Regions from separate parts of the Homo sapiens genome. Here regions 1, 3, 4, 5 and 6 are each linked to region 2. Evidence: chromatin loops called from intact Hi-C (ENCODE). Cell type or tissue: PC-3. All regions are shown on one strand. Each heading gives the region's core, and the rest is flanking DNA. Links, peaks and the distances in the headings are about the cores only. Region 1 has its middle 50 kb from the start of FST. Region 2 has its middle 150 kb from the start of MOCS2-DT. Region 3 has its middle 150 kb from the start of FST. Region 4 has its middle 130 kb from the start of FST. Region 5 overlaps ARL15 (ARF like GTPase 15). Region 6 has its middle 120 kb from the start of FST.

The links. A loop is a pair of places that touch in the nucleus more often than their neighbours do. Peaks named below come from ENCODE experiments on the same cell type or tissue, not always from the same donor. Only the 100,000 strongest peaks of a DNase experiment are listed, where the experiment ranks them.
Region 1: it touches region 2 in a loop (10-fold over the local background); 26 of 110 quality-filtered maps call a loop at or near these places.
Region 3: it touches region 2 in a loop (5-fold over the local background); 6 of 110 quality-filtered maps call a loop at or near these places.
Region 4: it touches region 2 in a loop (6-fold over the local background); 5 of 110 quality-filtered maps call a loop at or near these places.
Region 5: it touches region 2 in a loop (7-fold over the local background); 26 of 110 quality-filtered maps call a loop at or near these places.
Region 6: it touches region 2 in a loop (6-fold over the local background); 5 of 110 quality-filtered maps call a loop at or near these places.

The regions. Positions count from the first base shown.
Region 1 is chr5:53,428,120-53,433,533 of GRCh38, reverse strand. No RefSeq gene overlaps it. Among named protein-coding and RNA genes, the nearest start is that of FST, 50 kb to the left of the region's middle. In PC-3, for the core only: a CTCF peak has its summit at 2,689 (motif pointing right); a DNase peak (open chromatin) is centred at 2,713; H3K27ac peaks cover 3,487 bases.
Region 2 is chr5:53,260,152-53,265,565 of GRCh38, reverse strand. No RefSeq gene overlaps it. Among named protein-coding and RNA genes, the nearest start is that of MOCS2-DT, 150 kb to the right of the region's middle. In PC-3, for the core only: a CTCF peak has its summit at 3,008; a DNase peak (open chromatin) is centred at 2,995; H3K27ac peaks cover 3,469 bases.
Region 3 is chr5:53,330,937-53,336,350 of GRCh38, reverse strand. No RefSeq gene overlaps it. Among named protein-coding and RNA genes, the nearest start is that of FST, 150 kb to the left of the region's middle. In PC-3, for the core only: a CTCF peak has its summit at 1,106; DNase peaks (open chromatin) are centred at 1,570, 2,950 and 4,640; H3K4me3 peaks cover 514 bases; H3K27ac peaks cover 4,000 bases.
Region 4 is chr5:53,352,695-53,358,108 of GRCh38, reverse strand. No RefSeq gene overlaps it. Among named protein-coding and RNA genes, the nearest start is that of FST, 130 kb to the left of the region's middle. In PC-3, for the core only: no CTCF peak of the experiment used is centred there; a DNase peak (open chromatin) is centred at 2,648; H3K27ac peaks cover 4,000 bases.
Region 5 is chr5:54,215,837-54,221,250 of GRCh38, reverse strand. All of the region lies in intron 1 of ARL15 (ARF like GTPase 15), which reads left to right. Among named protein-coding and RNA genes, the nearest start is that of ARL15, 92 kb to the left of the region's middle. In PC-3, for the core only: a CTCF peak has its summit at 3,181 (motif pointing right); a DNase peak (open chromatin) is centred at 3,170.
Region 6 is chr5:53,360,353-53,365,766 of GRCh38, reverse strand. No RefSeq gene overlaps it. Among named protein-coding and RNA genes, the nearest start is that of FST, 120 kb to the left of the region's middle. In PC-3, for the core only: no CTCF peak of the experiment used is centred there; a DNase peak (open chromatin) is centred at 2,936; H3K27ac peaks cover 4,000 bases.

The sequences.
Region 1 (5,414 bases), core at 757-4,756, 170 kb before region 2:
CACAATGAGGCAGCCATTTTTAGTCACTTTCCACCTGGGCTGAATTTGAGCCAGAAGATAAGAGACAAAATATATCCCATTATCAGCCCCCTAAGCCATCTACTCCCCCTGATTACTCCCACAGATATTCTTGTTTCAATGCCAGTAAGCCCAAATACTCTGTTTGTGGTGGCTTGGAGCCAAAATCCAGGTGTGATATTCCAAAGCATTCTTGTAGAGGAATTTTCAGCTGGTATTTTGTTTACCTGCATTTTTGGCCCATCTCAATCCCTTAGGAGCCAAAAGCTCACAGAACTGTAACATTTCTAACTCTTACCATACCTGTCTATAAAATATGCATGAATACAGACTTTACACAATGGATCTGTGGCCTTTGGTGACCTCTTCATTGCCTTTAACTTTCTTCACGAAATTCCAAGAGACTGTGGAAACACCTCCTATCTTGCTACTGCTCATTAGGAATCTAATACCCTCTCACAAAATGCTCTAGGGTTCTTGGCAAGGAAAAAGAAAGGCTGTAAAATCAAGATATGTTGTTCTTAGGATTACTTTATATATATATTTTTTGAACGCTCAGCTTAAGGCAAACCTGGAAGAAAAGCATAATAATTATACTAGTCATAAATGAATATTACCACCTTATCCATTCTAGAAGAAGATTTAAAAATAATCTAGGTTTGGATTTTGATGTGTTTGGTGTTGGGATCAGTCTTCCCCAATACCTTCCTCTTTACGAAAAGAAGCCATTGTGTTGTTCCTCTCACTTTGGGGCTAGGAGGTATCTGTTCTGGCTCACTCTGTGACTTTCTCCTTTGCTCACCTTGCAAATGTTCTAGGCCTTATCTCTGATGTCTGCCTTGGCCTCTGGGAATGCTGCACAGCACTGGCCATGGGTCAGTAGAGAGAGACTTATGGCAGAAGGCTTGCAGGCAACTTTTTCTCCTACTACCTTTATTGTTTTTCAATCTTGTTTCTGCATCTGTAAAATGCAGATAATGCTACCTGGCTTCTTTGCCCCATACATGAATCAGGAGGACTTTGTCTTATTCATTGTATCTAGAGCAATTCTTGGTGCCTAGGAGCCACATAATAAATATATGCTGAATGAATGAATAAACATCATGTAAAAGTCTCCAATTCTAAATGAATTTAAGGTACTTCTTTTTTGGAGAGTGCATTGCATTTTAAACTAGTCTGTTTTTAGTACATATAGATAAAATAAAAATTTTCAATGATATTTCTGCCCTGGCTTGCTTCCGGCCCTGGGCCATGCAACAATTGGAAAAACACAAGGAATGAGATTATCATAGATTTTTCCATGTAAGTAGTGAGGGGCCCTTCAGAGCATGCAGTATTTTTCCCTTGGCATGGTTTTAGTAGAAAATGCTTATTATTATTTATTATGTATTTCTTAAGGGAAAATGGTATAGAATCTTCATCTAGATTTTTCTGATTTTAAGATTTATATGAAGATGAGAACTAGATTAGGACTTAGGTTCTTACTGAGTCCACTGCACTTGTATTTCCTGCATATGTCAAAGCATGGATACCCGTGGCCTTGGCTTACAGCTCAGGAAGAGTGAAGAACGTACAGCCGATGCCTGCCTCCTGATTCATAAGCATGATGCACACACACACGTTATCAGGACAGTGGCAGCCCATTCAATGGCAAATCCTGGAAAAGTTAAACTTTAGTACTTGTGTATTTTGCTGATTCCCTGTTGCACTTCTGCTGAATCTTAGATAACTTGAGCCTGCATATGTTTTTGTTTAAATGACTCAGGGTAAGTTTCCTTCTTTGAACATCCCTATGATTAAAAATTCAGGCTGGGCACGGTGGCTCACGCCTGTATTCCCAGCACTTTGGGAGGTTGAGGTGGGTGTATCACCTGAGGTGAGGGGTTCCAGACAAGTCTGGCCAACATGGTGAAACCCTGTCTCTGCTAAAAATACAAAAATTAGGTGGGAGTGGTGGTGGGTGCCTGTAATCCCAGCTACTCAGAGGGCTGAGGCATGAAAATCGCTTGAACCTGGGAGGCGGAAGTTGCAGTGAGCCAAGATCGTGCCACTGAACTCCATCCTGGGTGACAGAGCAAGACTCCGTCTCAAGAGAAAAAAAAATAAAAAAAGAAATCGAATGTTATGATATCTTCTGCCATTGGTAATCTGCCTGATCCTTTAAATAAAAACCTCAGGGACACATGAGACTTAGAATTTTTAGAGTTGAGATTTGTTAAAAGATATTTTAGATTTTTTTAAAGAGGCAATGAGGTGCATTTACTATGTAACACTCTCATCTGGGCCTGGACCAGCAGACATAGTCAATAATTAGAAATTCAGGTCAGATTTTGCCACCAAATGAGTTCAAATCAAGTTAGGTTTTGCCACCAAGTGAGTTTAGAAAACAAACAAACAAGTTTTGGTTTTTAGAAACTTTCAGATGTTTGAATTTTGGAAAAGAGACTGCAGACAGGTATTTCAAAACCTCAGTTATTGATTCACTGTATTTTTAAAAGTTCCACTAATAGAGAAACTTAATTTTATTGACAGCCTTGTAGAGAGAGGTAAGCATCTTGCCTTGAGGTACTTTTTTTCTTCACAGAAAGCCTACGGGCGTTTCTGCTCACAGTCATGTGAAAATCAGCTTAATGTATTTCTTGTTGCAGGCTGTTAAAATGGCTTGAATTCCACTAGAGGGCAGTTGGGCCTTATCTCAGTGGACTTTATGGTTACCAGATCTGGTTCTGTCATAATTGGGTAATTTTTGTCACTGACCCCTGTTGGGGCCAAAAAAAAAAAAAAAACCTCCCCGTTGCCCTCTGGAGGCTCACTGAAAATCACCGGGAAAAGGCAGATTAATAGAAGAGAAGGCGTAAAAATTCATTTGATCATAGTTTTAAGTGACATGGGAGCCTTCAAAAGGAAGACTCAAAGATACAGGAGAAAACTGTCCATTTTTGTGTTTAGGTTCAACAAAGTACAGATAGTTGTGTAGAAATGCGATTGGACAAAACAGGTATGATCTAATGCTAACAGACTGAATGGTGAAGCCCAGTAAGGCTTGTTCATCTAGATTCTTCTTGACATCTCTGAGCATGCATTTCTTTCTTCTGTGTATGTGGCAGGGCTCTTTCTGGAATGGGGATCTTATGACCTACAGTCAAATAGGGTAAGTCAGATAATTTATCTATGGCCAGTTTTTACACAGGAAAGTGGGGGAAAACCTGGAGTGGTTTTTAGGTTTTATGGCTGGCTTTGGAGAAAAGGGGTTCTGGCTTCTATGACCTGCCTTGGGGAAGGGGGATTCTAGTTTCTGTGGCTAGCCTCCAAGGAAAATGAGGGGCCAGAGGCAGGAGGGAAGGAAAAAGTCAGAGAGAGCTGCTTCTAAGGCTTTCATGTTGGAGTATTGTTTTCTGAGCCCCATACACCACCACTCATTTCTGTTTCTACTCAGCAGCTGTCTGTCCCACTTGACATCACCTCACATACATCTAGAGGTCAGTGATTTCTGTGCTTACATTTCCAGCCTATGAGGCTGTTCTGAGCTCCTATTCAGAATCTCTAGTTAGCTGTTTGAAAGACCGTTTAGTCTATTGAGGATTGACCTCATGAGCGCCATTGCTTGCCCTCCACCGCATTTCTTGTCTTCCAGTGCTCCATGACTCAGCAAAAGTCAACACCATCCATTTGGTCATGCGAGCCTAGGAATGTAGGCTTCATCCTCGACATTCCCCTTTCCTGCATAATTCCTCATCAAATTCCCTCTACTTTACTTACCAAATATACCCCCATGGTCTGTCTACTTTCCTACATCTCTACCCCTAGCTACCACCTTCTTTTGCCTGGCTATTAGACACCTAACTGGTCTCCTAGCTCTACGCATGCCTCTCTGCCTTCTTCCAAATTTCTCTCTTATTCTCTCTTTCCCCTACTGCCAAGTCTCTAGACTTTTTGATTAATCTCAATTTTTATCTCCACATTTATATATCCCTATCCATTATGAAATATTGTTTTTTTTTAAAAGCATGTGAAAGACCAGTGCACTGAAAACTCAGTTTTCTAAGAGGGTAGTGGTTCATGATATATGTAAGTAGTCCTCACATTGTGTGAGTCCTACATGCATGAATTTAGGTTATTATGAGTTATTTACATAACACCATTTCCCTAATACCAGCCTTCCAACAATAAGTTTCAAATTTTGGATCAATTTCTTAGTAATTTTCTTAGGTATGACTTCCCCTTGGAGATCTGGACAAAAATAAAAAGTGAGCACATGTACATAGATAGCTGTAAGATGCAGAGGGGGTACTAGAAAAAAACACACATCTAATTGGCTGATGGTTTCCTCTGGGAGGGGAGTGGAAATAGGGGTATAAAGAGTTGTTTATCTTTTATTTTTATCTATTCAAACATCTGTACGGTTTGAATCTAAAACAAAAATGTAACCAGGCATTACTTATTAAAGAAAATAGGAAAGAAAGGAGTAAGAATGATAGATTATAAGTGATTTTTAAATCTTTTAACAAATGTCCTCCTGAATTGTTCCAATAATTATTTTTAAGATACTGGAAAGACTCAATCTCCCTAAATATCTCCTTTATATCAATTCCAACACCAGAAATTTGTCATTCATTCAGTGAATATTTTACTGAAGGTGTCTTGCAAACAAAACTCCATGCTAAAATTCCTTTCTTTCTGTCTTTCATAATTCCTTATTAAAATGCAGATACCTCCTCTTCATTCTCCGTGGCTAAGGTGTGAAAACCATCTTCAATAAACACCTTTAGAGATTCTGGCAACTAAGAAAAAAAGGGAGCCTGTTTGTGTTCCTCTATCCATCCATTTATGTAGCCATTATTGAGTATTTCCAGTCACTATGACAAGCTGAGTGAATCTGATGAGCAAGGCAAATTAAAATCTTCTAATTTACCAAACAAAAACAGTAGAAAGAAAAAAATTAAAAAAAGATAATTGCATTTCATAGCTTCATATATACACGCATTAACTTAAAAAAAAAACTGAGAAACGAGAAAAACCACTGAGAAGGCATGGGGCTGGGGGCCACTACACAAGGTAAGGCAGTCAGTGTAAACATCCTACTAAGACTCATAAAGAGAAGAATAACATTTAGCTCAAAATCATTTAAGTTGCTATAATGTCCCCTTCCTCTGTGTCCAACCTGAGTACTCTTTAATAAAGTCTACTTTGCACACATATACCCATATATGGCCCCTCTGGAAAAAAAAAAGAAAAGAAAACAAATGGGATTATGTCTTTGTTATTTGTTAACTTGCTCTTCTCCTTAATTAGATGTAGAAGATTTTCCAAAATGAGTAAAAAGTCTACCTCATTCTTTTTGATGTTGCCTCAGTGTTGCATCATATGGATGCACTATTATTTATTTACCATTTCTT
Region 2 (5,414 bases), core at 535-4,534:
CCTTCATTCCTCCTATAGCTAAGGGTAGACCTTAGTCCAAAAGGCAAGTAAGGATAGCCAGTGTTCAATAGGACACAGAATCTGAAAGTTGTGCATCAGGGCCCCAAGGAGACTGCTCTTCAAGGTAACCAGCGTTATTTCTTTAGTTTCAGGTATATAGTAGACTCTCCTGGTTTCCATTCAGATCCCATTTACATGGTTGCATACCCATTCCTCAGCTATGATGACTGCTAGCCCCTAATGACTCACAGCAGCCTCCTTCTCTAGAGTTACTCTCAACCTAATGGGATCTGCTTTACCTTGAACATTATGCCCCTGAGAATAGGAGGAGGGTCAGGACAAACTCCCTCCCTCGAGGTAGTAACAAACCTATGATTCATCTAGACTCATCTATACTCCAGAATTTCTTACAAATCAAAGGAAGCTGATCTCCAGATGAGAATAAGCCTTTGCTTAGTTTTACTAAGGCCTTTACTGCTTCTTTTACTCCCTTTCTCCTGAAAGTAATATCTCAATAAATCATTCATTGAAGAATTTCCATCTCAGGCCCTGCTTCTAGGACACTGGTACTGGGAGCAGTCCTAAGAAAGAAACCCTATAGCTGGAATTCTGGAGTTGAATTATTTACTGGCCAGACGGTAGTGCATCCTGGGTTGGTGGAGCCATGATAGTTCCTGGCTAAGATGTTCACCCATGGTGAACTGGCAGGGGGTGCACATGAAAGGAGGGACACTGACTGATCAAATATCTCTGGCATTTCAAAGGCATATGGAAAAGGGTAACTCTATGGGCCATGGAATTGTTTTGCTTTTGCTAAATGTTGTAGATCTAGAGATCATGATAATCTCAGATCTATTAATTCACAGTTTGATGTAAATATGAGTCAGAGGGCCTCCTTAGGAGCATTTAAAGAAATCCTAATTTCTGTAAATGGAGGGCAGAGAAAACTGATGGCTTGAAACAGAACTTAATTGGAAGAGGCAGAAAATTTTGGAGAAACTTGAATTCTCAACCTAGGGAAGTTTCCTAAGCCAAAGTCAGAGTTCTGATATGGGAGTGAAAGCACAAGATGGGAATATCTGGGTAGATTCACTTGAGCGTCTTGAAATCCCAGATTTCCCTGAACTCTCCAAGTCTTTAATATTGACTACTTTTATTGGAAGATAAAATTCCCTTTTCCCTGTGTGAAGACCATGTAGAGTTCTCAGAGCAGACAGGAACTCTTTAGGAAAGTGCTTGCCTTGCTCAAGAACTGTTCCTACTTCTCCTTTTGCTCATCAGGCCCATAACTTGGGCCAAATTTCAGCAAAATTATACTAGAAAGTGCTAGACTGCTAAAGGAGAAGCAGTATTAAATACCAAAACAGTGGCTGGACCTAGTTAACACGTACTGACAGGAACAAGGACATAATGCCTGGGAATCCTGAAGAAGCCAGCTGAATGAGGGAGTAATATAAGACTGGAGAAGGAATAGAGTGTTGAAATGGGGGCACCATTCTGTGACCCAGGATTTGACACTTTGGTAAAGGGCCAAGGGGCAGTTTTAATGCTATACCAGGGTGGTGGTTAGAAGATTGGGAAAAGTAATGCCCTCCATCAAATGTCAGCAAACTTTCTCTGTAATGGGTTAGGTAACAAATATTTTAGGCTTTGAAGGTCATATGGCCAATATGTAGACAAATGGGTGTTGCCAGTAAATTGAGTGTTTCAATAAAACTTTCCTTACCAAAAAAGGAAACCGGCTGGATCTGACTTGAGAGCCAGAGTTTTCCAAACACTTCATTTAATGTAGAACATTAAATGAAGTAGAGATGCCAAAACTTCTGTGGCAGACTGTGAAGAAAGGTATTAAAAATTTTGGGAAGTGGCCATGCTAAGTTGGGCTACTAAATAAGGCTGGAAAAGCCACCATTTGAGTATATTCCTTGAGAGGTCTAGGGGAAGAATCTACTTATCAAAGCAATAAGAAATGTGGTAGTGAAGAAGAACTAGTATCTTTGAGAAGCTTAGAGGTGGCTGTCCTCTACACTGGGCCTCAATAGGAGATGCTGTTACAGACATGCGAGTTAGGATCCAGAAATGGCCAGGTAGCTGCACTTCACTGAGAGAGGCAAGGCAACTGTAAGTATCATAATGAGCAGAAGCTTGGAATGGAAGCCAAGAAATGTTCCTAAGGGCAAGATAGATGGGCAGCCAACAATGGTGTTGCTTAATATATGTGCACAATCAAAATAGTTCATAAATGTGTGAGTAGAAAGCAGAGGGCAGCTACCACAATGGAAAGCCACACTTTCTTGTCAAGTATGTATAGTGAAGCAATGCTTAGACATAGAACCTGTCAGCTGAAAGAGTGGCCAGATATCTACAAAAAACACTCAGCAACCCCAGAAGCCATACAGTAGGGATATATTCAGTCCTTCCCTCTGGGGGAAACTAGGCCCTTTGGAGAGGGACACGCCTTAACAGTTTAAAGACTGATGGATCAGGGTCTGAGCTGATCCTCATACCAAGGGAACAAAAGTCCCTCAATCATCCTCTGTTTGACTAGAGGCTTATGAGGGCCAGGTAAAAAGATGAAGTCTTGGACTATGTCTATTTCAATGTGTTTATTGGGGTTAAAGGCTTACCTGCTGGACATTTCCTTTGTTTTTGAACACATAAACTGAATGAACATACTTGGTAGTAAGCAGAAGTTTCACATTAGCTCCTTGACCTTTAAATAAAAATTACTGTAGTCAGAGAAGCCAGGTAGGAGCACCTGAAATGGCTTCCACCTTGAACAAAAACGTAAGTGAAAACATCACTTTTGAAGAAGTTGGAAGATTAAAAATTTAAGGAATGCAGAGGGTGGTCATCTTCATCATATCCCCAATTAATTCACTAGTCCTGTTCCTGAAAAAAAAAAAACTGATGGCTATGGCAGGATGATATTGGGCTAAAGAAAGCTAATTGCAGTTGTTGTGTCAAATGTGGTATCTTCACGAGAGCAGAGCAACACCGCCTCCTTGTGTAGCATGAAGGGATGAAGCTGACAAATTCATTCTTTTCAATAGTCATCAGAAATGATGATCAGTAACAATTCACACTCACATGAGATAGACAACTGTACCTATCTACAGTCTTACCCAAGGGCTATGTTTATTCTCCTATCCGTCACATTATAAACTGAAGATAGGTGAATCATCTTGACTTTCTGTAGAACATTGCACTACTGATCCCTTTTATTGATATCTTGTTCGTTAGACCTTATATGCAAGAAGTGGTAAATGTAAGCCCTGGTAAGACACCTGTGCTCCTGAGGGAAATAGATAAGTTCTAAAAGAGTTCAAGGGCCAGTCACATTAGTGACCTTTTTATGTGTTCCAGTGTTATAAGGCATGCTGGAATATCTTCATTCAATGTGAAGAACAGATTGTTGTGCCTTATACTTCCTAACACTAAGAAAGAAGCACATTCCTTGGTAGGCCTCTTTGGGTTATAAAGGCAACATATTCTGTACTTGGGAATACTTCTGTGACCCATTTATTACAAAGTGAAACACTGCTAGTTCTGAGTGGATCTTAGAGCAAGAAAGGACTCTGAAGCAATTCTGGGCTGTGGAGCAACCAGTGCTGCCTCTTGGGCAGATCCTATGGTAGTACAGGTATATCTAGTAGAAAAGTAATGCCTGTTCAACCTGAGAAAGCTGACTGAAAATAAAAATAAAAATATAGAAAGATAAAACACTGCGTGGAGCCTCTGGAGAGCCACAATAAGAGAATTGTAGCATAGGATTCTGGAGCAAGTTTATGCCATCTGCCACAGAGTATTACACACCATTTGAAAAACATCCTGGCATGCTATTAGACCCTGGTAGAAGATGAGCATCTATTGATGTGTTAACAAGTGCTCATTCAGCCATGTCTTTCCATTATAAGTTGGATACTGTCAGCCTACCAAGTAATAAGTTTGGGCTCAGATAAAATGCCAGTAGTAGATCCAGGATGGGGCTTGAGATAGTTCAGAGAGTGAAAGTAGGCTGCATGGCACTTATTTCCATGTCACATGCTAGTGTTTCACCATTGCCTCTTTCTCAGCTCACAGCTATGGTCTCTGGGGCTTTCTTTTCAGTGGCCAATGGAAGAGGCAAGAGCCTGAGCTGGGTTCATGAATCAGTCATGTTGGTATGTGGGTATAAGCTAATAACGCACTGCCGCTCTACTACAGTCACATAGAAAGTGACAGTGGTGAGAGATAACTCTTCAAATGGGCAGCTCTTCAGTGAGTGATCTGTTTTAGTTCCTTTGTTGGAATGGGACGTGGACTAGGATTAAGATATCTCTAGACCCGTAGGCAATGGTGAATGGCTTAGCTGGTTGAATATACATAAACTCATGGACAGTGGTAAATGGTTTAGTTGGTTGGTGAGGAGCTTGGAAGGAACCAGACTGGAAGGTCAACAATAAGGATGTCTGAGGAAGAGGCATGGGGTTTGACCTATAGAAGTAAGCACAAAGTATGAGTAACTTAGTGTAACAAAATGTAAGTAACTTTGTACAGAAGAGGTGCTAAAAAAAAAATGAAAAGTGGGCAAGATAGAGATCAGTTTGCCTCTGTTCTCAGCCATCTCAGGGATTGTGCAATGGGCTTTTGAATGGAGTGGACCTAGTGGCAGAGAGTGAGGCTGAGGTTCTCTCTCTCTCATGAAGGCTGATCAAATTACTTCTGTTACTAATATCCAGCCTATTGCCACCAAGACCAATGGCGATTCCCTACTAAGACATCATTTCTCAAGGAGGCCAAGCAACTACTTGGGGGCAAGTTTTTACTTTGGATCCTCTTCTGCCCTAAAGGAACAGTGATTCATTCTGACAAGATTGTCTTGTATTCCAGTGAGGGGTGACCTTTTATGCTTTGGTCAGCATCATGATTCAAAGGTTCATGAAGTATCTCATGTACTAACATGGGATCTCACATGATACTTCCTTGAACAAAGGAACCAGTTTTAGTGGCAGAAGTGGGATGGTGACCACATGACCATGGGATCCACTATTTCTAACACACATGACATCATCCCAAAACCAGTGGGATCACCTCTTCTCAGCTGAGGTACCAACTTGGAGATGACACTCTGCAAGGATGGGGTGCTATCCTGCAATATGTGGTATGTACATTAAACCAAAGGTCCTTGGCTGTTCTGTCCCTAATAGGTAGAATATAAAATTCAGGGACCCAAAGGGTGTAAGTAGAAGTGGCTCTACTTAACATCATTCCCATTGACCACTTGGAAACTTTGTGCTTCTCATTCCTGCAACCATAAGCTTTGTTGTTGTGGAGGTCCTGGTTCCTGGAGTGGGAGGGACTCTTCCCCTCAAAGACACATTAAGAATCTGAATAAACACTTGTTGTGTGGTCATTTTGGGGCTCCTCATGGT
Region 3 (5,414 bases), core at 994-4,993, 70 kb before region 2:
AAAACATGTCCTTTGCAGCAATATAGATGCAGCTGGAAGCCCTTATCCTAAGTAAACTAACTCAGAACACCAAATATTGAATATTCTCTCTTACCAGTGGGAGCTAAGTCTTGAATTTCCATGGACATAAAGATGGGAACAATAGACAGGGGATTCCAAAAGGAGGGAGGGTGCAGGGGCTGAAAAATTTCCTATTGGTACTATGTTCACTATCTGAGTCACTACACAGGATGAATAGAAGCCCAAACCTCAATACCATGCAATAAGCCCTTGTAACCGCCTGCACAAGTACCCCCAAATCTAAAATAAAAATGGAAATTGAAAGAAAAAAAGGAAATACGAGTTGTGTAATTTCAGTGTGTTCTAGTCCATTTGGGCTGCTGTGGCAAAATACCATAGACTGTGTGTTTTGTAAATAACAGAACTTTATTTCTCACAGTTCTGGAGTCTGGGAAGTCTAAGGTCAAGATGCTATCAGATTCAGTGTTTGGGGAGGGCCCACTTTCTGGTCCATAGATGGTGCCTTCTCCCTGTGTCTTTATATAGTAGAAGGTACAAGGGGTTTTTCTTGGGCATCTTTCACTACTGTGAAGTTTTGCATAAATGGCAATCAGTATACTACTTACCACTGGTCTTCGTTACTGGCCAATTGGTGAGAGATCCAGCTTTGTAATCTCATTTTAGCCTCTAGGTCCCAGGAAAACAAATGGAAACTATCTTAGATTTGGTTACCCAGGGGGAAAGCTCTAAGAAGGAAATGTGCTCATAGGTGCACCTGGGTACGATCTTGCAGTTGTCTATGAAAGCCAAGGGAAGCATGAGGTCAGAAGGAGAAGTTGCACTGTAATGTGGGACAGGACTTTTGAATGATCGTATGTGGAGCTCTAGAGCTGGGATGGTCTTCAGAATTGTGCCAGTTGAGTCAAGGGAACAAGCCTACCCTCACTTTGATTAGTCATGGCTCGCAGGCTGTTCCCAGAGAGCAGATCATAACCTTTGGTAAGGTATTCTCCTTCAGCTGAGGACAATTCCTGGAGAAAGACTTAGTTGGCAGCAGTGACAACTAATACTTGCAGGAACTGGGGAATGAGGGCCTCTGTCCTGCAGGGGTCAAGGCAGTACAGCATCCACTGAACAAGGTCCACACAACAGCCAGAAACAGGTAGGCATCAACAGACTCCACAAGAACCAAAAGATTTCCTTTCAATCTTACAGTTTTTTAAAAATTCAGACAAAGTAGAGCAGAAAAGAAAAATGCTGCCATTACATACACCACACAAAAACTTCAGTGGTTTAACTGCTGTTATTACATTAGAGTCAGGCAAAATCAATTTTATTTAGTACAACACAACTACTACTCTTTTCCTTTAAAAAATTCACCCTCTTTTTTTTGTTCCAGGGGATCAGTCTCAAAGCCTGTTCCATGTACAGTCTTCACATCTGAAGAAATGTGGAAGCTAGCATACTTCTTTCTAAAAAATGTTAACCTTGTGGCTTTATTACAAGAGGAAATGAGTCAAACCTATCAACTTCATGATACTACAGTTAGGTGCCGTAATCCAAAAGTTACAAAACAGCCTGCAGGACATAATGCAGTTTTAGAGTGAAAAACTTAAAAATGCTTCCCTTATGATTGATGAGTTACAAATGGGATGGGCTGAGATAGCATGTGAACTTGTGCATGTGTGTGGGTATGTTAGTTGGGGGTAGAGTTGGGTTGAGGTTGGGGGGTGGTGGCGGCGCACCTTGCAAGTTTAAACTGGGCAAGCTCAAAGGAATCATGCTTGGCTTAGGTCCCATGGTACAAGTTTGTACTGGGCCATGAAAGACGATGCTTGGTCCTATGTGTGACACCTGGCATATAGGCTGAAAGAAAGGTGTGCCTTGTCAGGGATTTTCCCAGATGCTTTCTGGATTTCTTCACCATTATCAGCAGCTCCTTTTAAACACACAAAGCATGTGTACCATGCATTGCCAGGGCACTGTTCTGGGAGTAGCCTGCTAATTGTTCTTTCTCATTGGTATAATCCTGGTTGAAGGGAGAAATCGGCAAGAAATCAGGTTTTTCTCTCCACCCATCTCCACCCAATCAAGGACTCTATATTTTTGGTTTGAAAGAAAGTATCAGATGGTTTGGTCTTTGGACAGAGTACCCAAGATTATGGTGAGAGGAAGGCTCTATCTCTGTCCATATTGCCTAGGATAGTAGAGTCAGATGAAGAGTTCAAACTTACAAGGACATTGAAGAAAACTCAAAGCCCCAGCCTCAAATACAAGAGAGAGGCTGGACTACTCAGGTCTCTCTTTACCTTACTACTCCTACTCCAGCTTGGGATAGGGTTGGGGAGGGAGCTGCTGGAGAATGTTATTTAACCACTAGTTATAATCTTGTTAAAGGAACAGAATATCACTCGTTTTGGACCTCAGGCTGGCTGGTTTCATATAGTTAAGCACAGCATGAATTGGCATTAAATAAACTCAGAATGGAGGAAACATGTTTCACAAGGCAGGGAGAGATGTGGGTACATTACTGTTGGCGTTTTAAAAGACTAAACTTGGACTAAAGTCTTCTCATCGTGAGCAGAGCAGATTGTCACCAGGCCATCCCCAGCAAGACAGCACCACAGAAATTCACCCCCAGCTTCCCAATGCCTACATCTTCATTGCCACAGAAACAAAATCCTGACTCAAGAGATTAAAAATTTTTGTAAAAGCCTCATTGACAAGGCATTCAGCCACTGTGCTTTTACCTCATCAGATACCATCCCCTCTCACTTTCTAGTTTTTCCAGCACCTAGGAAACATAAAATTGTCATGGTATTCAAGATACTTTCTCTGCTCATAAAACAATAATCACATTGTAAACCCAAGAGTGCTGCAATAGAAGTCTTTCTGGTCCTTTATTAATGCTGCTGGTATTTGTCTAGCCTTTAAAAAGCTTTTGGCTCAACATCCTACTCATATTTTTGGGCTATGACTTGCTAGAGTTGTCAGGACAAGTAAAACATTTCCCTTTCAGCGTTCATTACAAGAAAAAAAATTCTATTGTATTTCTTAAAAGTGACTTGTGACTCATCTCCTTTTTTGGGATAGAGTTATAGCTTAAGGTTGTGCCGGTGGTGTACTTCCCTGTGGTGATAAGTAAAGCAAATGTTCGGAGGTGAGAGATACTGAATTTGGATATGAGTTTTATTTGTTCATTTGCCACACCTACAGGATGCTACAGAACTCTGCAGGAACATTTTAATGAATAAATCTTATGGGTTTTTAGTATAACTCTATAATTTAAGATTGACCTCTGAATTCCAGCTGAAATTTATATTGAGAGAAAGGAACAAAGTGCCCCATTAGTGCAGACTTATTTTGACAAACGTATTTTTATTTATTGTTTGAAAAATGAAAATAGCTTTATTGCTTCCTTATAGTTAGTAAGTAAATGTTTGACTTTAAAAAATTATTATAAGCAGGAAAAGAACCCAGTTATACATGCTATTGCAAATATTTCAGAAAAGACAGTGACACATAAGGAAGGAAACATAAATTATTTATAATTTTACCAACCAGTGATAATCAGCTTTAAGTGATAATCAGCACTGATTATAGGCTACATTGGTTTATAGCCTAACAGTCTATTTTTCTATGTATGCACACAGGTAGATTATATTTTGCCAAAATGAAATTGTACCATACGTGTTGGTTGGTGGCTTTAAAAAAAGATTCATCAATAGATGAACTGTATCATTCCTCACCTTTTTTAGTAAACAGAAAGAGTTGTAAATTGTATGACTCTTTAGACTGCTTGCTATGGCAGAAGTGGAAACATTTTCAGAACAAATGAATTGTGCATCATTTTGTTAGCAAATCGTTGGAAAGACTAGATAGGTCAGAGAAAGCGCAACTATTTCGCTTTGAACTTCTTGCACGATTATATTGAAGGAAATTCTCTGGGGACAAAAATTTTTTGACTGTCATAGAGCCAAACAAAATGGCTAAAAGTTGTTGAAAGCCCTCTCAGAATATCATGGTGCTGTGCATTCCCTGGGCCATCTTGGAAAAGAAGGAATATATTCTTTCATCAACATTAGCATGGAGCTTCTGTCAGAAGAGGCTGTGCAGCACATCTGTGAACCATTTCTTTGGACTACTAAAAGTATAACTCTAACTCCATGATATTATTTGCTCCCAGAACTTTTTCTTTCATTTTTTTTGTAGTTGTCTATAGAACCAAAAAAGAATAAAACCAAGAATAGGGGTGGAAAGGTTATAAATACATTATGTTTGAAAGTGTTTGGCTTACATAGATGAGGTCAAAGTTCTTTTTAGCCAAAAGTTTGTCTTTTTCATTTGTTTGCATCCCATATTTGTGTAAACAAAAGGAAATTACTTGATGAAACTAGAATCCAGTGAAAAAGTTACCTGTTTGGGGTTTTGTAAACAAAGAAGCAAACAAACAAACAAAGACACAGTAGGCCAAATTTGTCAGGTACTGTTGAAGGTAGAAAATCTACAGTGGTTGAAATTTGGCTGTTTCCTGAACCTGAACTTGGTTATTAAGTGAGTATCTGGACTGAGTCACGAGGTGAATGCTAAATAGAACCTATAGGATGTGACTTCTGCTGTCTGCCTGCACATGCCCACACAGCCTTCCAAGTTGATCCAAAGGGGATGCCTCTTTGCTTTGTCATAGTCACCTCCCATATTTCTGAAATGAAGCTTACAACCCAGAGAGGATAAAACTCCTGGGAAAATAGTTGAAAGACTTTGAAATTACCAGAAGTCTTGGCTTATGCTATCACATGACTCTGAAAGCCTTTTGCTGATAGAATCACAGGGCTGAAAATGATAGAAAGAGGTCATTTAGTTCATTTATCTGCCCAAGGCAGAAACATAAATGTACCACTGGTGGCTTTGCTTCTTGTTAAAATGCTGTTTCTTCAAACAAGAAAACATCTTCTTTTTCTAGTAATTACTAAGTTATATTTACTTTGGATAAAGTCTCAATGACTTTATCTCACTGTTTGTTGTAGAGCAAAAACAAGATAATGGATACTGAGTGATTAGGTTTCACATAAAATTAATTTGTGACACTGATGAAATTAAATAGTACAAATGATCTAATAGGATAATAACAAGGTAGGGAACTTGTAAGTATACACACATATTTGTCTATCAGCAATAGCATCTAATTACAGACATATTTTCAAAAATCAGTTTCCCAAAAATTAAGGTTTCAGCTTTTGGAAAATGTGCATGGAAACTTCCTTGAGCATTTTGCTCTACATTCAACTATAATAACAATCACCTTTTACATTTTTCCCATTCATAAAAACAACTAATTCCAGAAGAAATAAATGAAATTGATAGGGTTTTTTTTTTGAGGCTTTCCTAAGTTGAATTCATACCATTAAAAAATC
Region 4 (5,414 bases), core at 813-4,812, 92 kb before region 2:
CTCTTGCCCTGTCTTTAGCTCCAAAGACTCTACAACTTGATGATATGGTCAACTTTTGCGGCACAGAGCATCTTGATCCTCCAGTAAGGGCCTTCTGAAATACAATGCGGATTATTCTTCATTTCCCTCTCGAAATTCATTCTTTACCCTTCTCTTACCAGCTCCGTTCTCCAAAAGCCTGGCCTTTTTTGTTTTTCTTTTTTTTCTTAGATGGAGTCTTGCTCTGTCACCCAGGCTGGAATGCATGGCACGATCTCGGCTCACTGCAGCCTCCGCCTCCTGGGTTCAAGTGAATCTTCTGCCACAGCCTCCTGAGTAGCTGAGACTACAGGCATGTGCCACAATGCCTGGTTAATTTTTGTATTTTTAGTAGAGATGGGGTTTCGCCATATTGGCCAAAGCCTGGCCTCTTTATGGACGGTACCACTCAAGCTCCCTTGGCTTCTGGTTTCTATTTGAGTTCAGCAAAGCTAGAGATTAGCAGACAGGAAGTGAGAGTAGGTGGGGTATTTTTATTCTCCCTGTTTCTTCTCAGTTTGGGCAGTGGCCATCTTACTTTACCTATATTCACAGCTATTTTAGTTAGGTGGTCCTTCTCTTATGATTCTGGCTCTCATTGGGTAACACGATCCTCTTTTTGTCTTGAGTCTAGGGGAGGTAAAGGCTTTCTACTATACCTAGTCCTTGCATGTTTCACCATCCCTCATTGGTAGTCTTAATCAGGTCCACACCGTTATAAAATGTTTTATCTTAAAACTTTTTTCCACTAGCCCTTTGATTGTACCATACATTTCTTGCTGGATTTCTGATTAAGATGTGGGCATTGAGAAAAAGACAAAAAGCACAGGTAATTGGAAGTAATAGGTCTTTATGAATGTGACTGCCCTTTAGGAGACAGTGATGTGAAGGTCATAGTATATGTCTCAGAATTATGTGTACCTACACCTCAGACAGATGGAAAAACAGGCACTGTGAGGAGAAGATTGCTCAAGGAATATGGAGACCTAGGATTTCTCTTTGAGGGGATATTATGATATGAACATTATGATGGATACATTTAGATAGTCTTTTACTCTTCTGCTAAGTTAGTTCTTTATAGAACAAGCACAGTAACAGGCAATAGAGTAGGCATAGGAAAAGTTAGAGCAGAAGTTGGAGCATCATGAATGGATTTCCATCAGACAGTCCACCCAGAAGGACTTGAACTGTTCTCGTCCTTTGGGGGTAATGAGTATCTACCATACTGAAGCCAACTTAATAATTAAATTTAAAACTATATAACTTTGGGGATTGGCTCTCCTCTTTGCTGAGGCAGAAAAAAGAGCAATGGACAAAGCTCTAACACCTGGAATAGTGAATAGGTAAGAGTGTTTTAGCTGGATAGTGTGTTGAGAGAAGAACAGAGCCATTTCTGGCAGTCCTGTAGACTTGAGTGGTTCCATGCTTATTATGCTGAGCAGGAAGAAGTGGCCATGGGCATGCACCTGTTGAAGAGTAATGACAAAGGATTCTGAGATTTCCTGCAGAGCTGTGAGTCCTTAGGAGCGGGACCAGTAAGAAGCTAGATAATCCTAATGCATACTCATTTTCTAATGAAGCTTCCTTAGTGATATGGCAATGGTGCCAAATTCAAAGTTTAATTCAACCAATACACAAGTGACCAAAGTATTGCCTTAAATCACTGAGTTACAACTCTAACATATATCCGTATTTTTAAAGCCCATCAAATTGTAGGAAATTTGGGATATTCAATCACAGTGTGTAGCCTCTGGTATGTTTTTGGTCAAAAACACTGAACTATACAGCCAGAATTAAGTGGAAAGTTTAGAGATTATCCAGTAAATTCTTTTGTGGCAACAGCCAAAAGGGATTATTTTGGTCTCTGGTTGATTTTTTTTTTGGCTTATTTGGCCAATTTTAATTGGCTGTCTATGGCAGACCAAAGTTAACAGAAGACTGTGGGCTTCCAGACAAGGGACGATCATTAGCAGAATGAAATTGAGTCATATCCTGGGAAATCACAAAATCCTTTGTGTTTTAGCTGGGATTAAAAAGGAAAAGTGAAGGACAATATATCTGTAACTTATTTTTGGCACTAAGAAGTTAAATACTGAGAGAAAATCAGATGATGTTAAAAATAGGAGTTACATGTTTTAAAATTTTAGGTCATAGAGAAAAATTATTAACAATAAATATTTATCTTTTGAGCTATGCCTATTGAAATAGTTGATATATAGACCCAATTCAGCAGATTTCTGCTCTGTTTTTTGGGCAGAGGTGATTTCAGACAAGCCTCCAATCTCTGCCCTCTCTGTTTCTCCAGTTCTATCCTACTTAGTAAAGAACCACACAACCTGCACTCATGGTGAACAAAGCTATTATTTAATGGAATCTTTCCACTGTGAAACCAAATTATTTTAATTGGCTTAAAATAATAATAAATACTGAAAGCCAAGTACGCGACCTCTGGCCCTGCTGGCGTTTAAGATATCATACTCATCATACTTTCTGGTGAGAGTCTCAGGCCCGTCTCTGAAGAAGGGCCAAATGTAAATAAATTCATCATGTTTAGATCAGGGTTTTGCCAATGTATATTATGTCTCATATAAGCCCTTATTATATAACTTCCTTCTTTGGGTTTTACAGAGTTCTTGTTTGTTGACATTCAGGGTGTGTCTAGAAAGTGTATTTTTGATTCATCCTACTCACCTAGGCAGCGTGCCCTGGACATTAGGGGTTCTGGTTTATACTTCATGGTTTATTTTTTGTGGCTATATATTTCTTACATTTTGTTCATGTGCCCTTGGACTTCTCAGGAAAAGCTTAACAGCTCATTTTTATAAATCAATAAATAAGTAACTAATACATCATGGATCAAAGTCCACAATAGCAGCACTGTAGAGAGATTTATATTGTCCTAGGCACTTATGCACTTATAATGATGATATCCTTGGACCCAAGGCCTAACACATTTTTCATTAGAACTATTAGATTCCATACAAGATCAACAATGACAAACACTCTAGTGAAAATGATGAAAATTTAACAGGCTTCTTTTACAGACTTCAGAGTTTAGTGTTCTCATGTCCTCCTCTGTGGCCTGACTTCTTTCTATATTTCAGAATTCTCTTGTTTGATTTCCAAAAGCTACTCTGTTAATACCTCTTAAATTTAGAGGCATAATTGAAGAAGAATGAAACTTGGAGTTCCCAAATCTTTAACGACCCTCCCAGGAGCCAGGTTAGAAACTCTACCCAGGAGTAAGTATGCCTATCACTCTACATGCTCCAGGTTAAACTTTAGAACCTGTAGTTCAAGAGACGATTTTACCTCTTGTAAAATCTACCAAGTGTTCTTCGGGAAGAGAAGAGGGAGGTTTAGAGGGGCACTGCTTAGGAGTTGTAATGTGGAACATACCCTTTGCATCTGTGGATATTCATCTGCCCTGTTTAGCACTCTCTCAGCTCCTGACATAGTGCCTGGCACATGGGAGAACTCACACATTATTTGTCAAATTCATGAATGAATAAATGCAAATGTTGAAAGCAGGTAGAAAAACCAATAATTTAGTAGGTAGTATTAAATTTCTAACTTATACACATATTACCTATATTTCAAAGCAAAACAAAGGAACATTTGTTGAACAAAGAAAAATAAAGGCCTGACGCAGTGGCTCACGCCTGTAATCCCAGCACTTTGGGAGGCCGAGGTGGGTGGATCACCAGAGGTCAGGAGTTCGAGACTAGCCTGGCCAACATGGTGAAACCTTGTCTCTACTAAAAAATACAAAAATTAGCCTGGCGTAGTGGCATGAACCTATAATCCCAGCTACTTGGGAGACTGAGGCAGGAGAATCACTTGAATCCTGAAGGCGGAGGTTGCTGTGAGCTGAGATTGTGTCATTGCACTCCACCCCAGGTGACAAGAGTGAAACTCCATCTCAAAAAAAAAAAAAAAAAAGAAAGTACAAAGAAACAGGAAAAATGCAGGAGAGGCATACGGTGAACAGAGAGAAGAAACAAGATTACAACACTTTATTCTGATAATGTGACTGAATGTTATGGTATGCCAATGTGCTTAGTGTTCTTGTAAATAGTTTCGTTTTGACATTTTATGATCAGTAGAACTGGGCAGACATAAGCAAAATTATGGTCATTGAAATTTGTCCCAAAATCACCTTTAGAAACTTCCCTTTCATTGTTTCATTTCCTGAAAATAATAATAATATCAACAGCAATAAATATAACTCACAATTTTGAAGCCTTACTCTGAAGCCATACTATGAGCCTAAGGATGCTGTTTATATAACTGCCCTGAATTCTCATGACAACCCTATGAAGTAGGTGCCATTATTCCTCCCATTCGACAGATGAGATGAGGAGGCTTAAAGAAGTCAAGTTTCTTTGCCCAAGATCACACAGCATGCATGTGGCAGATTTGGACCCAGGTGGTCTTCACTCATACCCTCTGCTGGGTGCCCAGTGTCCTTAAAGCATCCTCTTGGTGCCTACAGCCCAACCCCCACTATAGTGCTTCCTCTGGCTCTGAAGCTTCAGGAGTCCTCTAGCATACCTGGATGGGTTCTACCTACTGAATATTTGTGTCCCCTTCCCCTGAGTTCATATGTTGAAATGCTGATTTCCAATGTGATGATATTTGAAGGTGCGGCCTTTGGGAGGTGATTAGGTCATAAGGATGAAGCCCTCATGCATAGGATTAGTGACCTTATAAAGGAAACTCTAGAGAGCTCTACTTATCCCTTCTATGTCAATACACAGAGGGAAGACTGCCATTTCTGAACCAGGAAATGGGCCCTCAACAGATGCTGAATCTGGTGGTACTTTGATCTTGGGGGTCCCAGCCCCCAGAACTGTGAGAAATAAACTTCTGTTGTTTATAACATTTAAGCTATGGTATTCTGTTATAGCAGCCCAAAAGAACAAAGATTAAGGAATTTTCTAATCTCCTGCCCTTTGAAACTTGTCTGTTTTATGTAATTTGGAGCCTACTGTGAGGAATAAATTATTGCTAATGGGTTAAAAGCTGAGAATGAGTTAATCTGTAATTATTCCAAGGAAATTCATTTATGTATTTAACAGAGGCTCCCTGAAGAGTGTGCTTTGCCCAAAGGAAGGACTACACTATTGAGAAGTTCTGACAGTTGGCATATCTCTGAAGAAGGGCACCAATTTGGTCAGGCTGTCTTTTTGGTGCCCTTGACTTCATGGTAAAAAAGCAGATGCCTTTTTGGCTTATGCTCTGGGAAGATGTGACAAGGGAGAGAATGTTGCATGTTCCTTCATTATTTACAAGTAATTCTAGTCATGCTCGTTCGTATGTATGTACTCATTTCACCTTTTGGTTATGAGGGAGAGCACCTAGGAAAGTTTTGGCTTGTATCCCCTGGGGTTTCT
Region 5 (5,414 bases), core at 690-4,689, 960 kb before region 2:
AATGCTTGTCTTCTGACCTGTGTGAAATGTACCACAACTCTTGAGGTACGTATTTTGAGTCCTAACATACAAGAAAGTTGTTAGTTGTTCTTAACTAGCAAGAAAATTAAAAGTGAACACAAAATTCTCGTATATGCCCAAACTGTGATACAGATTGAAGATAAAAGGTGGAGATTCTTTCCTTCCATATGGTGAAGCAATTTGGGGAAAGAGAAATTAGACTTTCGGCAGAAAGAAAATGTCAGATTTTTTTGGCGGGGGTTGGGGAAGTGTTTTTCACTCCCTAAATTCTGGAATTTTATTCAGAATTAAAGGGAAAAAAAAAAGACACATGTCTACTGATTTCACTCTTAGGACTTATCTATCTTAGTGCCAGGACGAGAGTCGGCACTGCGGATCTCACCACGGCAAAGGGGGTGCTTTAGGAGGACTGCACAATTTATTGGTCACCATGAATTAGTTCCCAGTAAATTATACAACACACATTGTCTCTTATCTCTTGCTAGGGGACACTGCTGATTTCAGAGATAAATGGGATTGACTGTTTAATTTCACTAGTAAACAAACTTGTAGGAAAGTGGAACTAGCATGCGGCGTCCGAAGGTCTCTTAGTACCATGAAACATAGGATGAGTGTGAAGGTGCTTATTATATTAAAAAATTAAGGTGATTATCATATTTAAAAAATCAAGCAAGAAGAATGTTTCTAACTTAAGACCAGTAATAGCTGCATTTAATGCCAGAATTTTCCAAGGAAATGAAACAGGTCAAACAGAAACTTCGGTGAAGACGTGCTCTGGGGAGAAACCAGCTGAATAAAGTTCAGTAGCTGACTCCACTTAGATTAAACCATTGACTCTGGAAAGCTGTATATCTCTTTAGAAGTTTCTATTTTTCCTTCTTTCATCCACAGGAAAAGCAAACAAAACAGAGGTGGGGGAGGGGAGTGGAGATAAATAAATCACGTTCATATGCTAGGTCAATTTTTAAGCCAATTTTGATCTTTATGGTAAAGTATTTTCCACATCTGCCAACCACAAGTGTCTACATATGGTAACAGGTAACTTTCTTTAGTACTATATAATCTGTGAGACATAAATAACTAGGCATTGTAATTGTATGGCAGTTACCCTACAGTTGAAAGAGTTACATGATTATTAGTAACCCATAAAATAAGGTGGTAGTGTTTTTTTTAAATAATCTGTTATAGGAATTTCTTGTTTCCATACTTTTCTTAAAGACTGTAAATAATCTTGTTATGCTCTGACATTCAGCAAGTCATTGCAAAGAAATATGTTTATTCCTTCAAGATACCACTAGATTATCCATTTCAAGAAATGAATATTAAATATGGAAGGACACATTTTGTCCTTTTCATTTTAGTTCTAGATTTTGCCATATGGTTGCCCATGGCTTTTAAAGAACAGTTAGTATCAGGAATGAACTTTTTAGCCACAACATTTCTGTGATTTTTGGAAGTGTGATTTTTGGAAATTCTTAAAAACCACATTTTGAAATATTGGTAGTTACTGTTGTCATTCTGTTTCTTTTCTTTTTCCCCCTTTCTTTCTCCGTCTCTCTTTTTTGTGACCAGTGCCTCTTCTCACAGATAAACCAGTATGATACAGACTTTTTGTGTTTAAAAACAAAACCTAGACTTACAAAAAAAGTTCCCAAATAACTTGTATTTAATTAGTATGTAATTTATTTAATTAGTTCCCTGTCTCTTTCTTTGCAGTGATTGTCTTGATTTCTAGTTCTAGTTTTAAAACAAGGAAAGTTTTAGGCCTTTCTTGATTCAACTCATGTTGTCCATAGCACACCTCACTGTCCCTACCAAAGAAAGGCATTGAATTTGAGATTTGATGCATTTTAGTCTTTTTTTTCTTCCACCCTGATCTTCTATATATGGCTGCTTTGCAAAACAGTTTTGTGCAAGCAGACATGACTTAACTCCATTCCCTACATAGAGAACTATTCAACTTTACTTTTATGTGTTTTGAATACTGCCTCATGTGAGACTGTGACAGCAATAAAGTATGCATGGCCAACCTTATTTTAATAGCGAAAGAGAGCTGCTTTTAATTAATAAGTGGATCTCTTTATGTCTGGGGTTTTCAGTTTATTTTGTGGTTCCTTGGAGTTCTTCAATTATGTGGCCTAAAAGGGCTATGTTAGTGCCGACTAAATCCTTTTTAAAATCTGTCATTTACATGTTTTCTGTCTGTAACCTGTTTTCAGATTACTGTCTTAAAAAAAAAAAAAACAGCAGTAGCAGTTTTTCCGTAAAACGTTAAAATCCATAGACCAAAATTATATATATATTTTACATTATTAATGGGATGCAGCATCCATGTACAAAATTAGAAGACTAGCTGTGCTCTTCAGCTGCTCCATCACATAGGTTAAAGAGTCTTTATATTGCATATTTCCCCACTCAACATCTACTTTTAAGTTACAAAACTGATAGAACTTGTGTAAAGCATCTACTTGGTATCTTGAGCATTATAGAAGGTGTGCAATGGCTCTTCCTGCTGGTGATGCCATTGCCGTCTTTGGTATGTATAGAATTTTACTGAGTTCTGTCAAATCTGGGATGTCAGTGTGCCCCACGACTTCCCCACCAACTAAACCCTAAGGGGTTTTTATGCTACCGCGGGAATCCAGTGCCAGACTTGGACCCACAGTGACCCCAAATAAAGTGATTCCTGGGTGGTAATATGGATGCTTTATGATTGACATACACATAAATACATCCAATCTTGCTTATGAAATTTTGTGATCTGCTTTTGTCATTAGAGGATATAGTGAATCTAATTCTGCATCGGGGATACGGGATACAGTGTATTACTGCATTGAAGGAGATTTGTCTGTAGGAGCATGAGCATTCTGTAGCAATAGGCATAGCCGTCTTCTCGGCTGGATGTTAGTTACTAGGAAGTATTCATTGTGTGGGTCACTATATTTTAACAACTCAAAATTTTTTAAAAAAACCATGCTCTTTTTGAATAGAAAGAGAGAAAATATTAAGTCTTTAAAAGTCAGAGGTAAAACCGTGGCCAATCTGAATGTTACTTCTTTCTGGTTACTTGAACAGTGTCTCTCTGAAGTCTTCCTTGGGTCAGACACAAATAAATGGGAGGTTGCTCTTGGAAACACTCCCTAGGCACTGGTAAAAGTTGTCGGTAGATGGCAGTACTGTTCTACTACAACATTTTTTAATCCCTGCAAATACTGCCTAACATTTCATTCCCAGTCTTAATTTTGAAAATGCTTGATTAGTTACATTAAGCAATGTTTGGGTGATTTTTTTTCCCCCTTTTAAACTTAACAGAATTATAGCCACAGCCTGAAAGAAAGCCATTACTGGTAGACAACAAATTCTTAGTCGTAATTTAGTCCAACATAGAGAATGACATACCGATTTTTAATTATATTTGTAAAATGGCTATATAAATATATAAAATGGTTAACAATAATGATTATAATTTCTCACTTAAACTTTGCATCAGTGTTTTTTCCTCTAATTCTACCGAGGGTAACATCTGATCGTTACGGTGAATCATCTGAGATGTACATTTCTATGAACATGTTTATTTCTTTTTACCCCTACAGGTCTACATGTATGCCTTGCAAATGGAATACTTTTGAACTCTGCTAAGATATCTTGGCATATACAACTAACTTGTAGATGAAGAAAGCTAATATCTCTACAGTTTTTATTTGGAAAGTCAGGGAATAACGCTATCCTTAGGGAAGGGTGGTTTACCTTCTTATATTAGTTTTTTGCAGGTCCCTTAGGAACATGCATTACAGAAAAATAGGCTGCTCTTCTGTTTGTCTTTGTGATTCAGATTATAATAATTAACTCTCTAGGCTAAATATAACTAACGATCTGTGATCATCATTTAAAATGGAATCTTTCACAGTAAATTTGCAATTGGTATATTTCCTGAACTTCTCTTATTTTAAGATATTTTTAGGGAAGATTTCATATAGGATGGGAGGTGAAATTGGTAGTGTTTTCTCCCTTTTTAAAAAAAAAAAAAAAGAAAAGCATTGTCTTACTAAAATTCCATTGGAAAAGATAAATATATTTTGTTTTACAAAATACTTTGGGAGGATAAATCTTCCTTTTAAATCGAACTGAATTTTAAGAAAACTGTGGCTTAACTGTTTATCTCGTTTTCCTATTTCTTTACCTAATTTCTATCTAGAATTGTAAAATGATTGATTAGAGACTTAATCTGGCTTTTGTTTTTACCTTAAACTATTTAAAAAACTAAAATGTAATGTTAATGTTTTTTGTTCTCTATTGTCTTTAAAGGCATTAGCAGGTAGAATAGAAAGAGATAAAACATCTGGGTAGTCTAAGTAGATGGGTTCTGTTTCAGTTATCATTTTATGCTTAACTTGTACGGGTCTAAGGTATATACATTCTCTTAACTACTGTATAAACTAGAAATTTGCAGCATAAGCCACAACCTGTGCTAGCTGAAGCACTTAGTTACAGCATGTAATTCCCAACAGATTTTTCTGTTATATTTTTTTACTCACCCTCCATGGAATGATTAGTACATTTTGGGGATTTAATTAGGTGTGTGTGTGTGTGTGTGTACACATACATATACATATACCCATAATATAGAGACAACTATTATAACTGCTATAAAATAAAATGTGCTGGTGGGAATTTGCGCATAGCTTATGCTGAGTATGTGGAAATTTGGGATATAACATATGCAGTGTCTCCCAGCAAACAGAGATAAGTATAGTAATAACAAATTTATAAGATATTTGTTAGTTATGTTCTTCCATCAGATACTGATAGACAATATAAGCCAGCCAAGAAGCACATGAGTCAAAGTTACTTTAGAAGTACACAGTGGAATAACACCCCCGTGTAGTAAGAACTTTGTTTCCTTGAGAAGTTTGGATCACAGGGTGGTGAGGATGAAACCACTGCCTCTATGATTTGCAATTGAAGTGATGCTGTTGAGTGATACTTTTTGAAAGAGTAGCTTAAAGTTTTGAAGGAGTAACATATTTACTGAAAAATTTCTGTCAAAGTGAAATTCTAGAGACTAGTATTCATTTATGCCTGTTAAATATTTGCGAGAAGTAAAGTTTCTTCGTGTTTGACTTACAATAGATTTCTCAAGCAATGTTTCTCTCCAGCCAGCTATAGGATGAGGGTGGACAAAAAAAATTGGCTTTGTTTCTATTTTATGCACAGCCAGACTTGCTCTTATGTTTGTAATATTTAAAGGAGTTCAATAGGAGGCCCTTGATTCTTTGATCTAATGCCACAGTGCAGTTTAATGAGAAAGGTTTTTAATATTGTATGCAATATTGAAAATTTGTGCCAGCTCAGACCAATATAATGTAATGTTAGATTTACACCTTGGATCCATT
Region 6 (5,414 bases), core at 470-4,469, 100 kb before region 2:
TTTATTTATTTTTAATGAGCTTAATTAGGTTTTTTTTTATGCAACCCTAAGAAATTTTACTTACATATTGTTATTAATGTACTCACGTTTTTAGAACAACACGAGGGAAAGAAATTAGCACATAATTCACGAATTCATGAGGACACTTCCCCCTACTGACTATATTTTGATCCACTGTCATATGTTTACATTTAAAAAATATTTCTGAATAGATTAAAAAATGATGATGAGTTTGTTAGTCTTATTACCTGAAAATGAAAATGACCTGGACTACTATAGCCAAGAGAAGGAATGAAATGGATCAATTATTTGCTTCATTTGGCTGGTCATCATTATTGATTTGTTTTGGTTTAAATGACCCAAAAGAGTGTTCTGAAGCATCTCCCAAGGATCATAAGCCGTCCTAAGTCCACATCCAAATCTGTATAATTAGTAATTCTTGTAACTGGCAATATGACCTAAGAGCAATTGAGAACACTTTGCATGCAAGCCATAAGAATATATATCCTATTATAATAACAAAGGTCAGATGTATAGGGATATTAATAAAACCAAGAAATTCCTAGTGTTCTTGAAGAAAAGGAGTAAGATTTGACTAATTAACTTGGAATTCAGGTTTAGAACAGATAAACATACATTCATCAATTATGCCAAGCTTTTCTAATTATTCAAAGCTAAAAACTATTTGGAGATATTCCAAAGACTTCTACATTTTTATAAGTATTGATAAGAAAAATAAATCTCCTTTTCCTGATTTTAGGGAAACAGACCTATATGCTATGTTTAGTTGCAGACACTTTCCATCTCTTATGTTCTATGATAGTACATCTATCTCCTTTACAATTATGTTACTTTGTTCTTCTGTTAATGGTTTTATTATTGATATGTCATTTATTTTAAGTTATCCCCACTCCTGTTGAACATGAATAAATAGAGGATATTTCCTTCTCTTGCAGCTATATTGATGAACCTTTCACAGTTTTTATTCCTTCCAGTCTGAAAGAAACTCCCCACCATCCAAAGCAGACAGGAAAGTCCCCACATGTTGGAATGGGATGCTACACTCGCTGTTCCCAGGGCAGCAGACCTTCATTGTTCCTTCTATACAAAATTTTTCAAGCAGTACACAGTCTCAAATTCTGGGCAATAAAAAGGAAGTGACTGGTTTTTATTATATGCAGGATATTAATGCTTATAAACACTTATTAATAATATATATTTTTATGCTTAATAACTAATAGCTCAAGAAAGTAGTTTATATATCCCTACCTACAGAGGGAGGCAAGCCAAGATCCAAGACACATCTCCGATTTGGGATTTAAAATCTGCTTCCAAATTGAAGTGCTTAAAATCAGTTGTAAATTCTAATACTTTGAAATTCACTTTGGAAACTTTGGTTTGCTGTTGGAGAGAGATATGACATTTGCAGAAGAAAGTTGGCTGATGCGTGAGCTGTGGGAGGAGCATGTGCCCTTAACTAGCAGTGCTTCCTTCTTAACTGCAAGGTTCCTTTGTGTTCTCTGCACTCCTTTGGGGAAAGACAGCTTCAGTGAAGCTCTGCATTCTCAAACATCTATTACTCTTTGGCTTGAAGATTCTCTTTTCTACAAAACTTGTTGGATTTTCCCTGACTTCTTTTAGAAACTAATGTGCACTATTTGATTTCTTTTTTCCCTAAACAACTAATAGTTGTGAGCCTTCGACCAAGAATTACATCATTTAAAATGGAGAGAGACCACATATTCACACTGAGCTTTCTTCTGTGATCCAAGTCATATTGTGTCCATGCTAATTTTCATATGAGTACACAAGCTACGGAAAGGAAGATGGCTAAATATTCCCTAAAGGTTTTTCAAAAAGACTGACACCAACTGTTAAAAAAAGAGACAGTTAGACATTTTGAACATGGGTGGGCTATTTGTTATCATAGAATCATTTTTAATTGCTTAAGTTGATATAATGAGTTTTTGGCTATTTTTTAAAAGAGTAATTATTTTACGGAGATATATTGTGAAACATTTGTGGATACAATACTATGATATCTGAGATATGCTTTGAAAGAATATGGAAAGGAGAAGTAGATGGGAATATGGATCAAATAAGTTTAACCCTTAGTTGATAATTGTTGAAGCTAGGTTCTGGGAATAGTTTGTTATCAGTTCTGTCTACCATTTTATGCATTTAAAATGTTCTGTAGTAAAAAGCTGAAAAAAAAAGTCTTAAAATGTTCTATTGACAATTTATGGTTTCTTTCCGTGTGCTGTTCCAGTCCGGTCTTGGTTCTAGAAACCACAGGAGTGAGTAGAGAGAGGAACAAGACTAGACATAGAGTTGGTGATTGGAGTGTGTGATTGTGTCTATTTCAGTGTTTTTTTGTGTAACTGTGCATTTGCTCATATGTGTAGATTGGTCATTGATTAAGTGAAAAATTGGAAATATATGTAAAAGCTTAATAATGTATTCACTGTTTTTATATCTATACATTAAATTACTCATTTTTTAAAGTCCCTTTTATTAGTTATGTGCAACTGTATGATAGACTTGGAAATATCTTTAGTTCTCAAATTTTTTAGCTGTAAGCAAACTTTCAGGTAAACATTACTTTTGCTTAACCACAGAAAAAAATGTAAGAAAGATTGAACAACTTTCCTAACATTCATTGCATTAGTAGCATAGGCAGAAAATAAGACCATTAGTAATATTTTTAGCTCTCGGTTTACCAATTTCCATGTTATCCTAACATTCCCATGAGTTTTAGTCACAATTTTTATTTTTTACTATAATAAAATCAAATATTTTAAAACTTAGGCATCATGGAACAAGTTTAGATAATGAAGTGCCAACTGGATTTTGGCACCGTTCCTTGCATATTTGTCATCAAGAGTCAAAAGTAATAGGAGAGAAATTAGATAATAGCAGTTTGGTTTCGCAGAAATGGAATTGACATTGTACAGTCAGTGCTGTGGAATTCCGGATTCTGCAACTACAACTACCATCCTCTCTAATCAGTTTCAGCAGATACATTGGGTTGAATTAACATCCGGAAATCTTTTACTACAACGAAACTAAACATTTTTGCCTAAGTCTACAATGTTTAGTCATAACTCATGTTTGTTCTTTTTGCATTCTGAAACTATTATACATGGCCTGTCATTGAATTACTTTCCTTTAGTGTTCCTTTGTTGAGTTTGGCCAGGAAGCCTGCCCAGCCTTGTGACCAACTAATACAGTATTAGGCATTTTGGAGACAGTGCTGTATTTCTTTTTGTAACAAAGTTTTCAAAGTCAAAATTGAACCAAATTCTCTTTGTCTGTCTGATATCACTAACTTTTAGTAAAAGGAAACTCCATTTTAAGGTAATCTCCCTGTCATGTGGTATTTCTCTTCCCTAACAGAAATTGTGAACTCCCTCTTGGGCCACGCGCCACCAAGTCCACTTGAACCACCAAGCACAACAGTCTTTATTTTATCTTTATTTATTTTTTATTTTTTTATTTTCTGAGATGGAGTCTTGCTCTGTCACCCAGGCTAGAGTGCAGTGGTGCGATCTCAGCTCACTGCAACATCTGTCTCCTGGGTTCAAGTGATTCTCCTGCCTCACTAGCTGTGTTTACAGGTGCCCGCCACTGTCCCTGGCTAATTTTTTGTATTTTTAGTAGACACGAGGTTTCACTGTGTTGGTCAGGCTGGTCTCGAACTCCTGACCTCAGGTGATCCTCCTGCCTCCGCCTTCCAAAGTGCTGGGATTACAGGTGTGAGCCACCATGCCCGGCCTACACAACATTTTTTAGATTTCAGCTAGGGTAACTGTGGTTTACTTCCCCAGTTCCTTAGACATGATTAAACAGAACACATTGTGTAGCTATGTGTGTGGACCTGGAGGGAGTTCACAGTTTTTGTTAGGGAAGAGTTAGTGCTTTGCCTAAAACAGATGGGACATGTGTGTACTACACTTGAGACCTCCATAGATTAGAATGAGTGTGAGAATCAAAGCCATTCTCTTTCCAAGTTTGGATTTGTTTATTTCTTTCTGTTTCTGCTTAATTCACCCTTTCAGCACCAAGTTGATAAAATATTACACGGAGATATTCTTATTTTGACACCAGCATACCAGCAGGTAGAATTGTGGGCAGGGAATAGACAGTATCCAAAGATTATTTTTGCTTGTTGGTAACTTTTGGGTAATCTTAAAATGTTAAACTAGATTCCATACAGTGGTTAATCCATACAATGGCTCTCTCTGAGAGACAGTTTACTGGTGGCAGCATTACCAAAGTCACAGGCAAATACCACTTCTGTGCCTTTTCCTGAGTCCAGATGATTGATTTTAAAATTAAGGAGTTTCTGCCATTTTCAGTGAAAGAGATTAAGGAAAAATAAAAAGTGGTATAATAATAATGACACCATGGCCAGCTAGTTCCTCTCTAGCCACTACAGGTCACATTATAATAATAGAAGTATTAATCCTTACTTATCCCACCATGAAACAAAGACACAATGGCGATCACTGTTTTAAATGGCAAATTCTACTCTGGTAAGTAAATTAGTCTGCAAGCTTTAACCAATAAGGAAACACAGAAGAGAAAAAGTCAAGAACAGATAAAATTTTAAAATATGCTTAAGGTCATGTAGATGACTGTGTCAGTGTTTAATCATCCTGCCTTTACCCTTTGACAGATAGAGACCCTCCCTCAGTCATCAGTTGGAACAGCCAAGCAACTCTTCTGCAATGTAGATCCAGGGGACAGAGTGACTCATAATCCTTCAGTGGTGATGTTACTATTAGAAGTCAGATCCAGCCACAAATATGTAACCCAGTAAGATATCCATAGGAAAATAAATTCAAGACAGACTATCCTCTATTCCAAAGTTAGTCTCTTAGAATTAGTCAGGCCTTTTTGATTTGAACTATGTTTTAGAAAAGGTTTAACTTCCTATGGAATAATTCATTTGCTGAATGATAAAGTCAGTTCGGAAGTATCTGGGGTTGCCATCTACATAGCTTGCACCCAAATAAAGAGAAATAAGCTAGAGTAAGCTTTGACCCAGGTGCCTAAATAGGTAAGTTAATACACCCAAGTTCTCAGCAGTCACCATGAAAAATAAAAAGTAAAACCCAAAGACTACTGTTTGCACAATTCTTGACCAAGCATTTAAAAGTGTACTATGAAATGCTTATTAAACACCTTGCAGACACATATTAACATTCCTATTAAAATTAACCTGATCTTGGTTCAATAAACTCATGCCATGAAGAAATATGACATCTGTGGAACATTTAATCTCTGTAATTGGGTCGCAAAAATACGAAATAGAGACCTAAACTCACATGGAAATATTTACTTTTATTTAAAAACAGAATTCTCAAGTGCCTCTCTGCTTTCTGATTTCATTCAAGTCAAGAATAAAAATA